Linked DNA regions of Mus musculus: region 2 is linked to region 1. The links are chromatin loops, found by intact Hi-C in ENCODE. Cell type or tissue: gastrocnemius. All regions are shown on one strand.

Region 1 (8,000 bases):
GCACTTGAATGACCTTTTCACGGGTGTCGCCAAAGACCATTGGAAAAACACACATGATTACATTGTGATGATGTAACAGTAGCACAATTACAGTTGCAATACATGAAGTAGCAAAGAGAACAATTTTATGGTTGGGCTCACCACAGCATGAGGACCTGTATTAGATCGTTGCAGTGTTAGAAAGGCTGAGAACCACTGCTCCAGGCACTCAGAAATGACTCCAGGGCATGGGGATCAGGGAAAACCTGTTTTGTAGGGTCCTTCGAGGACTCAGAGGGGCTGTGCAGTCATGGAGTCCAGCACACAGCGCCTGTCCACTAAATGTGAGTTGGTATTGGCTTTCACAGCCTTCCACCCCCAGAGCCCAGCCCTCTGAGGCCACTCCCAGAGAAACGTCCCAGAGTACGTCTTGCCAGTGTCCCAGAGAAATCACTTGCTTTAGGGGGATTCTGATTTCTTCCCATTGATTTTAGATCTGAGGTGATTGGCTAGGACTGATGAATTCCTAAGATGGGAAACTTTCAACGCTTAAAACTTTCTGCCATTCACAATGTTATATGCCTTTAACCCCAGTACTCAAGAGGCAGAGGCAGGCCCAACTCTGTGAATTCGAGGCCATCCTGCTCTACATAGTGAGTTTCAGGACAGCCAGGGTTATGTGTAGATGCCCTCCCTGTCTCAGAAACAAAAATTGGACCAACCAGACAAAAACAAACCAACCAACAAACAAACTACCCAGGAATGTCCCAGGCAAAGCACCTAGAGTTGATTCCATCTCCATAACCCACGCTGGTCTACATGAGGATGGTGGGTACATCTTTCCACAACAAATTCACCCATGAATTCACCCTTATATTCATTTAGCCACCTATTCATCCATCCATGCATCCACCCTTCCACCCATCCATCCATGTGTTTATCCATCCACATACCCATTATCCATCAATAAATCCAATCACCCTCCTAGCCACCCATTCCTCAGTCTATCCGTCACGTACCCATCCACCCACATGCCTACCCATTCATTCATCCATGCATGTCTACATCTGTGTCTCACCTACCTATCCATCCACATATGACTTCATCCATCTATGCATGCACCCAAACATGCATCTATCTACTCACCTACTCACCATCCGTCCGCTGCCCAGCTAGTTTTATGTCATCTTGACACAAGTTAGGAAGAACTTATTGAGAAAATGCCCTCACTAGATTGGCATGTGGAGGCATTTTCTTGATTGATGACTAACATTAGAGAACCCAGCTCACTGTGGGCTGTGCCACCACTGGTGGTCCTGGTCACTATAAGAAGGGTGAACTGGCATGGGGAGCATGCCAGTAAGCACCACTCTTCCATGGCTTCTTATGCTGAATCCAGGTTCCTGCCTTGAATTCCTGCTCCGACTTCTTTTGATGATGAACTATGATGTGTAACTATAAGCAACTCTGTCTCCAAAGTTGCTTTTGGCTATAGTGTTTTATCACAGCAATAGAAACCCCAACTAAGACAGATATTGGTACCAGGAGTGGGGTGTTGCTGACTGTGTTGTTTTGGAAAGGATTGTGGAGGTGTTAGGAACGTTGGGCTAGAAAAGTCATTGAATGCTCAGAGCTTAATTGGCTTTTGTGGGAACTTGGAGCATAACACTGAGAGAAGAGCAGACAATGGAAACCCAGGTCGTGAAGTTTCAGAGGGGAACAAAGATACTACGAAGGCCATGTATGTGATATTTTGAATTAAGAACCACTAAAGTGAAAACTTTGCTTTGCCGGGACAATTGATGCTGGTCAGGTGGAGATGAAGAATCAGTTGTGATTAAGAGGCCGGCATCACTGAGGGTGGATCTTCTGGGAAATGTTTTCTCAGGGTTAGTACACAGAAGCTGTGGTCCAGAAGGAGCCAAAGCTGTACTTTGTGCTGGCAGCTGAACTTGATAGTGTGTAAGAGTCTCCCTAGTGCTACTGGCTTTGGATGTGTGAAGAGACTTGGCACCATGAGAGATCATAAACTCATCCACTGATGCACACATCCACGGATGCACACACTCACTGATGCACACATCCACGGATGCACACACTCACTGATGCACACATCCACGGATGCACACACCCACTGATGTACATGCCCAATGATGCACACACTCACTGATGCACACATCCATTGAAGCATGCATCTACCCACCTACCTGCTCATCCATGAATGCCTCAGCTGAAGTAAAGCCCCAGGGTTGAATTGACTGTGGAGAGAAGTTGAGGCTTGGCATCATGTGGTAGACTCAGAGTTCCTGAAGAGAATCCAGAAGAGGCTATTGGTAAAGGTACATCCCAGTTACAGAGGAGACCCTAGCATGTTGGAGATGCCAGTACCATGGGAAGACCATCAAGGACAACAACAGCTTTGGAGTGGAGCTGGTCTGAGTTTAGGAGACAAACTGTATGTGCTATAGATGGCAGAGCCATAGAAGTGCCACGGGTCAGCTGGCCTCTTGAAGAGTCCCAAATGACAAGCGTTGAACTCTTTACACCACTGGACTTTGGTTTGGCTTTGCTTTGATTGTGACCGTGCCCCAATTCCTCCCTCTTGGAGTAAGAAAGCATTTATCTTGGGTTTTGATTTTACAGGAGCTCACAGCTACGAGACCTTGGGTATTTTAGAGAAACTTTGGAATTTTAGAGATACTTTGGATATTTTAGAGAGAGACTTTGAACTTTTAAAGAGACCTTGGATATTTTTAAGAGACTAAACTTGTGTTTGAACTTTCAAGGACTGTGGGACTTTTCAAAAATTGGAATGTTTGCCAAGCGTGGTGGTGCATTCCTTTAATCCCAGCGCTCAGAATGCAAAAGCAGGTAGAACTCACAAAGGTGAGTTCAAGGCCAGCCAGGGATACATAGAGAGACCCTGTCTCAAATAAAAACAAAGTTAGAGCGGTTTTATATTGTGGTATTAATATTACCATCCTATCTTAGGGACAAATGATAAAGGAAAAGTTCTAACCAAACAGCGATGTCTTTGTGTGTCAAACAGAGAAGGAACCAACCATTCTGGCCTGTTTAGTTAACTTGATACAACTTAAGAGTCATTTTGGAATAGGGAAGCTCAATGGAGAAAATGCCCCCACCAGACTGGCCTGTGGGTAAGATAATGGGGCTTTTACTTGGTCAATGATGGACGTAGGAGAACCCAGCTCACTGTGGGCAGTGCATGTATGCTCCTGGGATAGTGGTCCTGGGTGCTAGAAGAAAGCCTGCTAAGCAAACCAAGAGGAGCAAGCCAATAAGCAGCATTCCCTTCAGGACTTCCCTTCAGGATTCCTGCCTTGACTTCTTGCTCTAATCTCTTTTGATGGTTGACTGGGGAAAAAACAAAACAAAACAAACAAAACAACTTTACCAAGTTTTTTTTTGGTTATGGTGTTCATCCCAACAGAAAACCCACATAAGACACCATCCATCTATGCACTCTATGAATGTACGCATCCATCACTCCTACCCACCTGCCCATGCATCTGTGTACCCATCAATCCACTCCCCATTCATCTATGCATTCATTACCAGCACCCATGCACCATCGACCCGCATACCCATTCGTCCAGATATACATCCACCCATGACTGTTCACTCATTTTGGGGTGGATATTTCAGAAAAAAAAATCACTGTATTAGTCAGGGTTCTTTAGAGTCACAGAACTTATGGGAAGTCTCTATATAGTAAGGGAATTTGTTGATCGCTTACAGTCTGTAGTCCAGCTCCCAACAATGGTCAGCAGCAGCTGTGAATAGAAGTCCAAGGATAGAGCAGTTGCTCAGTCCCAGAAGGCAAGCAGGCCAAGGAGAGAGAGAGAGAGAGAGAGAGAGAGAGAGAGAGAGAGAGAATCTTCCTTCTTCCAATGTCCTTATATGGTCTCCAGCAGAAGGTGAGGCCCAGATTAAAGGCGTGTGTCACCACCCCTTTAATCCCAGATGACCTTGAACTCAGAGGTCTCCCTGTCTTAATCTTCTGGATTTCATAGCCACTATGCCTCAAGATCTCCATGGTCAGAAACTTGTATTTCTCAGCCTCCAGACTAGGATCATGGGTGAGCCTTCAGATTTTGGATTGTAGTCCATTCCAGATATAGTCAAGTTGACAACCAGGAATAGCCACTACAAACACCATGGAGTATAGGAATGATGATGGTGGTGGTGGTGGTGGTGGCGGCAACGACGACGACAAGGAAGCACAGGCAAGGATAGCGGAGCCTGGCTGAACCCACAGATAACCAGGTCCTCAAACTGTCCTGGCTCTGGAGCCTTCTGTCTTCTTCATACCAATCCCAACCTAGCCCTTCGGAGAGAAGCTTCCCGGTAGAAGCAAGTCCCCACCGTATCCCACAGACAGATGTGGGGGGTCTTGGAGCTAAGCTTTAACCCATCTTCTTCAAGCTGCAAGGTCAAATGACGGGTAGGAGGCCCTCTGTGATTCTAGGTCTCCTAGGACGCCTGGGCGGTGCTGCTTCCCACCTGCTGTCGGCAGGGGGCAGCACGTCGCTGTGTTACAGACCCTATGCAGTACTTCAGACAACCCTGCATTCTGTTTTGGGGAAACTAAGGCCTAGAAGCAGGTCGGGTCCCATCTACCAATAGAATTACCCACTTTTCTCTGACATAACCCTCCTAGAGAATCCCAAGGCCAACCCTATCTTGGGCCTCCCGATCTGACAGGTCTGGAGATGGGCTAGGAATCTTAAGACCCCAGGATTGTTTGGTGTTTGTTTGTTTGTTTGTTTGTTTGCAGGGAGGAGGAGGCACGCGTGGATGCTGTTGCTATTCCAGCCCCGATGCAGCCACATAAATATTTTGTCTCACTAACAGACCCCAAGACAGGGGTTGTTGGTGGGGACGGTGGAATAGCCCCCAGACTCCAAGGCAAAGTGAGGAATCCCTAACCATTTCAAGTCCAGCTCTTGTGGCAAGCGTTGCTCCCTGTCGCCACGGGATGGCAGCATCCACCTGCCAAGCTACCAGGCTGTTCTGCTTGCTCCCAGCCACCTGGCCCAGCTCAGCTCCCTGCCTACCAAGTTGTGCGACATCCAGAGTTCTTGGTTTCAGGGGACAGTGGTGTGGGACTGCAACTACCGTTTGACATCTGTGCCTTAGTTTCCCTGCTTGTGATGTCCAAATTCTCCTTTCTAAAGAGTCCTCCAACTCAAAACGATCTGCACAGCTGCACCTGCCGGCTTCTGGACCTGGGGTTCAGGAGCGACTCTCTCTCTCCCGGGTCGGGTCGTGGCAAAAGTTCAGAGGATTTGGAGAGATTAAGAGGGGATTAGGGGCAGGGACGGTAGCTTTTGAGCTCGAGGTTCCGGGCTGAGGACAGCGCCCCCTCATACCCCTCCTCATTTCCACACCAGGCAATTGGGTGTTGGCCAGTTTAAAGACGAGCGCCCTCCGAGTTCATCCCCTTGTCATAAGGGCGCCATTTGATGCTGCTGTCCGGGGCTGTAGACGCTTGAAAACCTGGCACACACCCCCCACCCACCCACCATGTGTCTGGTTACTAGCTGGTCCGCTGTGCTAAGACAGACCTAGCTGTGACAGGCAGTGTCCCTGTCACCCATTTATCCAGGATAGGATCAAGCGAGACACACCACAGGATGTGCCAGGCACCTAGGCCAGTCTGACTTCCCACTTTAGCGGTTCAACAAGAATCAGATCTGACACCCGCCCGCATCGGACAGGCCTGCAGAGTGAGACAGAATCCTCAGACTGGGACTCTCCAAGGATGCCTTTCTGAGTCTCTCTGTCATGGTGCCACTTTTAATGCTGGGCAGGCTGGTGTGTCTACCAGTCTCAAGTCCCACGCTCTGCTTGCGCTCTGCAGTGCCGGGCACTGGAACGAGTTTTCCCCGAGTTTGTTGGGCAGGTAACAATGCCTGATCCGGAGTTGTGGCCCTGGAAGCACCCACGTAGGTAACGTCTAGGGGAAAGATGTCTGCACATAGAAAGGAGATGGTGGTGGGTGGTCTCTCTCTCTTTAACTAGAAACTGGAAACCAAGTGACCACCAAGCCCTGAGCGGGTAGTTTCTTAGCCCCCGCCCCTACCCCCACCTTCACTGTCTCTGAGGAGCGCAGGTGTCTCTTTGGAGCCGCACCCTCTCCCCTCCCTCCCCTCTTCCCACGCAGTCCTGGGAGGGCGATCGGAAGGGAGCTGGCCTGGGGAGGGGGGGCGAGGGGTTAGATGCGTTCGTGTGTCACGGGGGAGGGAGGAGAAAAGGGAGGGGAGAGCCAGGGAGCGCGCGCGAGAGAGCGCGCTGCGAGCGAGGAGGGCGGGCGGGAGGCGGATCCTCCTACCTGGGGCGCGCTCGCCTGCTCGCGGCTCGCTTGCCGGGGCCGCGAGTCACCTGGGGAGGCGGACAAGTGCGGACACATTGGCCGCCCCGGCGCACCGCGAGGCGCGCACGGCCCCAGGCGGCTAAGCCCAGTGGAGGCAGCGCCCGCCCGCTGCTCCTGGCCCCGGCCTGCGCTCGCAGAGTCCCACGGTCACTCCGCTGGGCTCCGAGGTCGCGGTTCCCCGCCCGGGTCACTCCCCCGGGCGCACGCGGCGGCTGCGGCGCCCTGGGCTCACCATGGTGGCAACGCGTGCCGGGTGCCCACGCGTCGCCCGCCTCCCGAGCCGAAGCGCCGGCTGAGCGTGGTCCTACCGCAGCTCCCTGGCTCCTGCCCGGCCCCTGCCCACCCGCGCGTCCCCTCCGGCCGCAGCTGTCTATGGCGCAGCCCCCCTCCCTGGATCATGCACAGAAACTTTCGAAAGTGGATCTTTTACGTGTTTCTCTGCTTTGGCGTCCTCTACGTGAAGCTCGGGTGAGTATTTCTCTGGGCGGGGGGCTGCAGACGGGGAGCCGGCAGCCACCAGAGCCTCCTCCAGCGGACCTGGGGATAGGAGTTGGTGGGGGAGGGCGTTTCTTGAAGTGGCCAGGCTGGCTGGTATCTCCGGCCCTCAACCCAGCCTCGTTGAGACTCAACCGAGCCCCCCCGGAGCCAGAGATCCTCCGGAGGGGCGCGGAGCCAATACGCAGCAGGGACAGCGCGGTCCGCGGACGGCCGCAGCGGGGCTCGCGGGTAGCGGCGAGCGTGCCGGGCGCGTACTTTCACCTGTTTGGGCTCCAGGCCCCGGGGGTGGGACGCGCCTTCCCTCCCCCGGGCTGCGCTGGGCGCCGAGCCCGGGCCGAGCGCTAGCCGCCGGGAGGGCGCGCCGGGCCGGGGGGGGGGTGCGTGGGGCATCCCCGGCGGGGGAGATCGGGGCGCGCACTCGCCGCGAGCGCGCAGGCCTTGCACCCGCCGCGGCCCTTCGTCTCTATCCATCACCCGGACATGTTGAAATTACCTTGACAACTCGTCCGGCTGGCTCGGGATGGGCCGTGGGGCTGGCGCAGCAGCCTCGGGCTCCGTCCCGGGCCCGCGCCCCCGCCCGCCCGGGGCCTTGCGCCCGGCCCCCTCTCACCGAGCTCCCCCTGGCGCGGCCGGCCGGGCGGGCTCCAGGCGGGCCGCGCTCGCTGCTCGCCGCCGTAGCTGCTCCGAGTCGTATTTCCACATTCCTGAACCCAGCCGAGTCCTTACCTGTTGAGCCGCGATCTCCTTTAGACGGAATCTGTCTCGGCCTCCCCGGATTGGGGGTGGAGGGGCAGTGTGACCGAACGGAGCGCACCGCACCTCGCGGGCGTTAGTCACTCTTGGCGGGCCGGCCGGGACCAGACCCCCACCCCCACTCGGAGCACCTGCGGACATCTGTGCCCGCCTTGCCCGGCGATCCTACTATGTGTCGCCCGGCGCTCTGAGGCCAGCCTCATCTTGGCCCTAGGAAGGCCAGTGACCAGACCTGTAGGAGGGGCGGGTTCCGGTACCTGGGAGACCGACTTTCCAGGCGAGAGGTAGAAACAGTCGCTGAAGATCAGCACCCTTCCCAGCTCTCTGCACCTCCGCCATCTTACAGGTGAAGAAATTGAGGCCCAGAGAGGGG
Region 2 (8,000 bases), 430 kb after region 1:
TTTTTCTTTTTTAATAAAGATTTATTTTATGTATGTGAGTATACTGTAGCTGTCTTCAGACACACCAGAAGAGGGCTTTGGATCTCATTACAGATGACTGTGAGCTACCATGGTGGTTGCTGGGAATTGAACTCAGGACCTCTGGAAGAGCAGTTAATGCTCTTCACCACTGAGCCATCTCTCAAGCCTGACACACAAACTTTTAAACAAGAGCTCTTCTCTTTATGTGTATGAACATTTTTGCCTGAATGTATGTTTATGCACCACTTGTGTCCCTGCTGCCTAGATAATCCAGAAGAGGGCATCCGATCCCCTGGGACTGGAATTACAGATGGTTGTGTGTTGCCATGTGGGCACTGGGTCCCCTTGAAGAGCAACCAGTGCTGTTAACCACTGACCTATCTCTCTAGCCGGATTACACTAATTTTGTCATGAGTTATCCTAGTTGATTGGTCAAGATGGAATTCAAGACAGAGATTGGGTTGGAGCCCCACTCTGCAACTGTCTGCCAGACTGAGCTCCCTGCTGGTACCCTTCATCCTGTAGCTTCCCTTCAAGGCCAGAATAAAAGACGGAGCCTGGGTTGGAGAGCTATACTAGAGAATTGTCACACATATGAAGGTGGTGGAAATTTAGGCTAAACCTGTCTCCGTAGTTGAATGATAAAGTATAATCCAAAGTGGCCTCCATGCGTACTGACTAGTTGTTGTTTAAACATAGTGGGATTAGCCTATGAGCATACTCCCATTAATAAGTAACTGAGTCTCAGCTCATCATAGCACTTGAATTACAGCCAATCACAGGTTACTGACTGATCACGATGAACTTGTTTCTGTGTAAATCTTCCTTTTTTCCTGGCTCAAAGTATGGCCAGTGCACAGAGAGAATGGAGGTCTGTGAAGTATCTTAGCCATACCTGTTTCTAGAGGCTTTTTCTTGTTCCAATAAAGTAACTTAACCCATTTCAGATCATGTGTCTGATTGTGCATGTGTGCACATGCATATAGAGGCTAGAGGTCTTTGGTGTCTTCTTCTTCAATAGCTCTTGACCTTGCTTTGTTTTATGTATATGTGTATATATGCATGAATGTACGTATGTATGTATGTACGTATGTGTGTATGTATGTATGTATGTGTGTATGTGTGTGTGTATATGTGTGTGTATGTATGTGTGTATATGTATTTGCAGGGTTTCACTGTGTAGTCCTGGCTGGCCTGGAGTTTGCTCTGTAGAACAGGCTGGCCTTGAACTCACAGAAATCTGTCTATTCAGTGCTGAGATTAAAGTCATGTACCACCATGCCAAGCTCTATCTTTTTTTTAAGACAGAGTCTCTCACTGGCCTGGAGCTTCTCAAGTAGGGTAGGTTGGCTGGCCAGGTGAGTCCAGGGAACCTCCTGTCTGCACTCCCCCAATACTGGGATTACAGGTGTGTGGGACAATTTTTATGTGGGTCTGGTGACTGAACTCACCTTAGGTTCTCATGCTTATGCAAGCACATTACTGAGCCTTCTTATGTCAGATTAAAAAAAAATATATTCAATATTCCAAGAGTGTGTGTGTGGTGTGTGTGTGTGTGTGTGGTATGTGTGTGTACGTATGTGTGTAGTGTGGTGTGTGTATGTGTGGTGTGTGTGTAATGGTGAGTGTGTATACTTATGTGTGTAATGTGGTGTATGTGTAGTGTAGTGTGGTGTGTGTATGTGTGTGCATGTGTGAGAGAGGACAACTTCCGAGAGTTGGTTCTTGTTTCCACTGTAGGTTCCAGGGGTTGCACTCGGGTAGACCCTTTCACCCCTGCACCAGCCCCTAGCTCTCCTGCCAGTTTTTGCTGAGTGCCTGCCTTTCTATAGGGACTCTGCTAATGCTCACCTGTGAGCCTTCTATTCTGTGGGAGGTGGCTTTGGGATCAGAATTGGATCCAATGCCTGACTTCACCTTCACCTGGCCCTGAGGACTTTGGAAAGCTAGTTCAACTTTCTAAGACTCTGGTCTTCCTCTGGGACAAGGAATGTGTGCTAAAGGACAGTGAAGATTTTAATAAGATAATAGCACTGGACCAGCATGGTACAGGGCTCCATAGCTGCAAGCCCACTGCCCCTTCCCTATGGGATTAAACTCGGACCCACACAACTCTCCCCTGGAGAGGATGAGGCTGGAGATGGGGCCTGCAGACTGCCCATCTAAACAGATGACTCTGGCTACTAAGACTTGCTGGTCGTGAACTTGAGTTGAGACTGAACATTGGACCAGTTAGTGGGCCACTCTGGACCTCATCCCAGAGAAGCCAGCCAAGGACACTGAGTGATCTTAAATAAGAGATTTAGTGGTGACTGTCTGGCTTCTATTCTTGTTCTCAGTGTTTGGCAGATCCAAACACTGAGAGTCCTGCCCGAGATTCTGTCTGGACATCTTGTCAACAGAGCTATACTGTGAAACTAAGTCCTAGGTGGGAACTAATTCAGAAACTAGTCTGGTATGGAGGAGATAGCCCTAGCTGCGATTTTCTTTCTTCAATAAGAAATTCTCTGGAGCGTTCTGGCCCCCAAATCGTGGCTAGAGGAGTTGGGAGTGTCTCTGACACCATGGAAAAGAGAGTTTGGGGCATTTTCTAGAATGACTGCCCCATGTCATGGCCATACTAAATGCTGATCTCCTTCAAGTTGAGTTTCAAGCCCAGGACAAACAGCTGAGGAACCTATTTAACATATCAAATCAGACCTGCCCTCCAGGTTCTCCCAGCATCCCTTAGTCCTACCCTGTTCTCTACCCTGAACGCTCCAGCCCAGGGTCTGGGCTTCCCTTCCCCAGAGGCTCTTCCCTATATAATCCAGACATTTTGATTACCTGTCCCCTTTTGTACCTCCTGGCTGCTGCACCTGGTTCCCCTCTCTACCTTTCCCTCCCCTGGCCCCTCTCTTCAAATGGCCCAAGGTCATGACAGCTCTGGACTCTCCCAGACATGTCTGCCTCTAACTATGCTCTCCCTTTGTACCTACAATAAACTTTCTCCTCCACCCTACCTAAGAACGGTCATGTCCATTTTCTTTTTCTCATTCACCTCATTTAGAGAAGAGAACAAAGAGGGCAGCGCTACAGACACGGACTTGGAAAGACTGACGTTGACAGATCTGACAGAGGCCATGGGCTCCACGGTTTGCCAGCGTGTGCCTGAAGGTAATGGTTAGGGAAGAGCCCTAGACGTCTCTGGGGCGTGGGGAGCAATCCGAGACGAAGCCCCACTATGCGCATGAGCTGTCCACTCCCTGCTTGGCTCCCATCCTCCTACACCCTTTTTACATCTCATCATCTTCAACAGAACCCAGCCCCTCCCCATGCTCTGCCTGGAGCCAAGCTAACGACTGCTGCTCACGGGACAGTGTCTAGACCTATTGTTTCATCGCACTGACACGGAGAGTATCTGTTGCTCAGGTTATCAAAATGACCTTCCCTCTTGGCCTCCTCTGTTTGCAGAGACTGTGGCGCTAGTGGGAACAAGGTGGCCAGGGCTGAGTGGAGGTTTGAGAGGCAAGCCAGGGTCGCCACCTGCTGGTTGGATGTGGCAATGGCTGCCAGCAACAAGAGCTGGCTGTACACTGATTGTCTGGGTTTGTTAGGGGTCCTCCTGGTACCAGTGGAAGGGGGTAAATGGTTTTTATCTGTATATTTCCTCCACTTCTAGCAAGTAGCCTCCCATTTCTCTACAGTCATCCCTCTGACTCCCTAAGGGAGAGACTATTTTTGCTGGTTCTGGAACTTCAAACATGGAGAATCTCGTGTTGTATGTCTTTCATATCCAGTATGGTGTTTCTGCTCACAGTTTCTGTCTCTACCTTTTAGTGGAGTTTATCAACAATTTTATTTCTTGTGATATTAGGAATACAACACAGATGTGTACTTTGTTACCTGTTGGAAAACACTGGGGTGGACTGAGTGTGGGAATATAACAAGATCGACACATTGTGGCCATTTCTGTAACAGTCATTTTTTTTAAATTAAATTTACTCACTTTGCATCCTAACACCAGCCCCCCCCCCTCACTATCCCCTCATGGAGATCCTCTCCCATTCCTCCCTTCCCTTTTCCTTTGAGAAGGGGAGCCCCCCTCAACATAAAACCTCCTTAATAACCTCCTGTAACTGTCATTTTATGGACATACATTTTCATTCCTTTTCTGACCCCCAGGGTAAGCACACAACTGCTTTGAAAAGGTCCCTTTCCCAGTTGCATTTTGGCTGTTACTTCCTCATATTATCCATCCTCTGACCTTGTGCATTTCCAAGGGTTTTGGTATATTCAGTGTTCTCCAGCCATCAGAACTAAGTCTACAACATTCTCAGCACCTGGAGGAACTCTCTACCCTTTTGCTACCACTCCAGCCTGTCCCTAGCAAAAGTATAACCTGCTTCGTCTCGAAAGATCTATTCTGGACATGTCCTACATGAAAGAAAATGCAGTCCTACTGTGTGTGGCCTTTTGTGACAGGCTTCTTCTGCCCTTGGCATCTTTTCTAAACCATGCATGATCTGTGTGTTCTGTCGGCATCTCATTTCTTTCTATGGCTGAATGATCACTGTATAGAGATGACACATTTGTTGATCCATTCGACAGATGGGCATATAGTGTTTCTGTGGACATTCAAGTTCTCTGGAGTACTACTGAAGGGTAAGATTGCTGGGTCATGTGGTATCTCTGCCCCAGCTATTTCTGAACTCAGGGAGGCTGGTGTGTCCTACCCAAGTCTCCACCCACAGCCAGTGTGCAGCCCCTCCATCTACCAGAGCACTGCATCTGCAGGGAGGACTCCCAGAAGCTCAGGCAGCTCACCTGTTTCTCTCCCAGAGGCTGTAGTCCTGAGCTGTTGCCACACTGGAAATAGTTTTTAACTTATATGATCATTTTCTGTTGTGTATAGCAACAGAGTCTAGGATGGTCACCCGTCGAAGCTAGGAGCCTAAGACGCTGGCACTTTCAAAACTGTGGCATCTGAGAGCTGCATCACCTGAAGTTCCTGGAGATCCAAGTGCAGATGGCCGCTTCCACTAGCGGTTACCCACAGGGGCCAGGTCTCTTGTGTTTAATGCCCTCCCACGAGTCTTCTTATGGTTTAATGTGGAGAATGAATCTTAGGAATGCTGTGGGTACGGAGTCGTGCCTGCTTTCTTCCAGGACCAACTTCTATTCGTGTCTGATTGGCACCATCAGGCGCTTTTCCAGTCAGCCCCTTGCCCTCGCAAAACTAACTTGAGACTATCACATCAGGTTTTCTGCTGAGGACTTCTCTCACTTCTATGAATAAATCTACGGTGTTCTGGGACCGCAGAGGAGTGTGCTTGTGGGTGTGTAGCCTCAAGGGCCACTCCAAGGCAGCCCAGAGAGACATGGGATACTACAGGGATGTTGAGACGGGAACAGCGCCCCTCATTCAGCATCTCGTTGGTGTTTCCTGCTGAGTGTCAAAGATTTTAAACAACCACTGAGAATTCTGCATTCAGAGGCAATGTTCTTTTCTAAGAGATGTCTTCAGCAGGATGCAAAACACAGTATAGTAGGCTTGGCTTGCTCAGAGCCCGAATGTTTGAGATCTCTGAGTTCGGTCCCCTCAAACCTCTCTCCTGCCTACACCCCAACAATGTACCCTGCAAAGCCTCCTTACAATTTTATTTGCATAAGGAACCTAAGGAAAATAGGTAAATGGGTCCATAGGCTTTTCCACTTTGTAAATTTTGCTTAATCTTATTACATCCTTTCAACAATGTTTAACTTTAAAAGCCACAAAATCTCATGTTTATCCAATTAAAAAAGGAAAAAAAATCAAAATCTCACATGCAGCTATTATTTTCTCCCACCACAATATTTTTATTAATTATTTGGAAACTTCATACAATGTACCCTGATACACTCACCTCGCTTCCCATTCCTCCAGATCCACCCGCCCACCCTTGTGTCCCCCCCCTCAAATAGACAAGAAATAGAAAAATAAGAAAAGAAAGAAAAAAGACAATTACAAATAAACAAGCTCTGCCTCCCTCCCCCCAAGTCTAATTTGTGTTTTCCATATACTCACTGGGGCCTGGTCCAACTCCCAGGGGCCAGCTCCTTAAAGAAAACCCAGTGCACCCTCTCTTCCCTTCCCCCTCCCCGGCATCATCTATCAACTGCCAAGACCTACACTTCAGCATCTTTATCACATTCTTTTTTTGTTGTTTTTGTTTTTGTTTTTGTTTTTCCAGACAGGGTTTTTCTGCGTATCCCTGGCTGTCCTGGAACTCACTCTGTAGACCAGGTTGGTCTCGAACTCAGAAATTCGCCTGCCTCTGCCTCCCAAGTGCTGGGAGTGCTGGGATTAAAGGCGTGGGCCACCACTGCCCGACTATGACAATTTTTAAGGACTCTTTAGCTTCATGTCTGGACAGTTTCACTGGAATGGGGAATGGTGGCCCAGAGGCCTTCAATGTCTCTCATTCTCAGTTATGAGTCTGCATTCATCAACACCACGGCAAAAGATGCTTCCCTGGCCATAGCAGCTGGCTGCTGCGGTAGCAGCAGCAGCAGCAGCAGCAGCAGTGGCAGCAGCACAGATCATAAACAGCAATGAGGTTTCCGGCGGCAGCTCTCGTCACAGACATCAACCTGGTTTTGGGCGGCAGTACAGATCACGTCTGTGGCCTCTGGCATGTAGAGCTGTTATTAAGACACTTGAGGTTTGATTCTCTGTATAGCTTGGCTGTGCAGTGCCCTGTTCCTTAATGCTCTCTTCCCCTTCTCTCTCAATATCTGGGCTTAAATCTGAAGTGTGCATTCTCTCAACCTCTCAGTAGCTCATTAACTTTCCTTTGATTCATTCTAAATCGCACTGCAGTCCTTTTCTGAAATGAATTCAAGGACCCCGCCTGACCTGAGTGCAAGTCTCTAGAGTAGGGAGCACCTCTGACTGCTCATAGTGAGGTTGGGTTGCCATGGATACCACTGCTATCTTCATCACCCTCTCCCTTACTACACCATAGAGAAGACTCATGGGTCTCTGGCAATCTTCTTATATATGAGTGTCATACGTTACAATGAATGGCCCAACGACATGTCATTGTAGCCAGGACCACTGTTGGCCCTCAGAAGTCATTCTGGAATGTTAGACAGCCTATGGGTCTCACACAGGTCCCACACTAGAGCATTATATAGGCTGAACCTGGCCCTCGTGTCCTTTGTCTCCTTGCCTCTTCATCTCTTCCCCCGCTGTGACCTCACAGCCACTCCATAACTCTCCACCTTCACAGTGTCTCACGGGAGGTCACACAACATGGAGCCCTTTGTGTTTGGCTTCTTTCCCTTAGTGATATGCATTTAAGTTTTCCCTTGCTCTGTAGAGCCATCACTGCTCGGTGTCTGTGGTTTTCCATCTCTGTTTACACTGAACTAGTCACTTTTAAGTTCGGGCATCATCAATGGAAGTGCTACAGGCATTTCCTGAGAAGGCTTCTGAGAGCTTGTGGATCACTTGGGTGAGTTAACAGGACTTCTATTATAACGGGAGTGCTATGACTTGACCTTTCTGAGCTCCTATTTCAGGAGGGTGTTTTGTCTTTTTGAGAGAGGGTCTCACTATGTGGTCCAGGCTGACTTCAAACTCTTGACTCTCCTTTCTTAGTCTCTGGGGTGCTGGGATTAACAGTATGTGCCACCACATAACTTAGATCTGCCTTTTATAGACAGCATAAAAACACATTTGAAATGTCTGTAGAGAAGTAGATGAAACAGAGAAAGCAAAATATTAACTGTAGATGTAGGCTGTGGGTGCATGCATACTGTGCAGTTCTTTTAGCTTTTCTGTGTTTGAAGTTTTTATAATAGAATATTAATAATAAAATTAAAAGACAAAATCAAAAGCCCTCTGGAGCATTCTGTTGAGTGTGTAAAATCTAATAGGCTATTCAGAAACATAGCAGAGGGCTCCTATCTGGGCCCTGGGTCTAGTTTCTAGCTGTGGGAAATCACTTAGCCCA

The links. Peaks named below come from ENCODE experiments on the same cell type or tissue, not always from the same donor. Only the 100,000 strongest peaks of a DNase experiment are listed, where the experiment ranks them.
Region 2: it touches region 1 in a loop (3-fold over the local background); 19 of 42 quality-filtered maps call a loop at or near these places.

Annotation. Positions count from the first base shown.
Region 1 is chr15:85,580,224-85,588,223 of GRCm38, reverse strand. Wnt7b (wingless-type MMTV integration site family, member 7B) reads left to right here and starts at 6,403. Exons shown (of 4, transcript NM_009528.3): 1 at 6,403-6,844. The coding sequence starts at 6,774. AU022754 (expressed sequence AU022754) reads right to left here and starts at 7,082. Exons shown (of 5, transcript NR_040433.1): 1 at 6,807-7,082; 2 at 3,737-5,974; 3 at 2,187-2,285. In gastrocnemius, CTCF peaks have their summits at 4,484 (motif pointing right) and 4,978 (motif pointing right); DNase peaks (open chromatin) are centred at 4,993, 5,478, 7,057, 7,701 and 1 more place; H3K4me3 peaks cover 1,755 bases.
Region 2 is chr15:85,147,070-85,155,069 of GRCm38, reverse strand. Gm19277 (predicted gene, 19277) reads left to right here. Exons shown (of 3, transcript NR_040360.1): 2 at 3,071-3,177; 3 at 4,916-5,816. Among named protein-coding and RNA genes, the nearest start is that of Gm19277, 5.1 kb to the left of the region's middle. In gastrocnemius, a CTCF peak has its summit at 3,547 (motif pointing left); a DNase peak (open chromatin) is centred at 3,536; H3K27ac peaks cover 1,371 bases.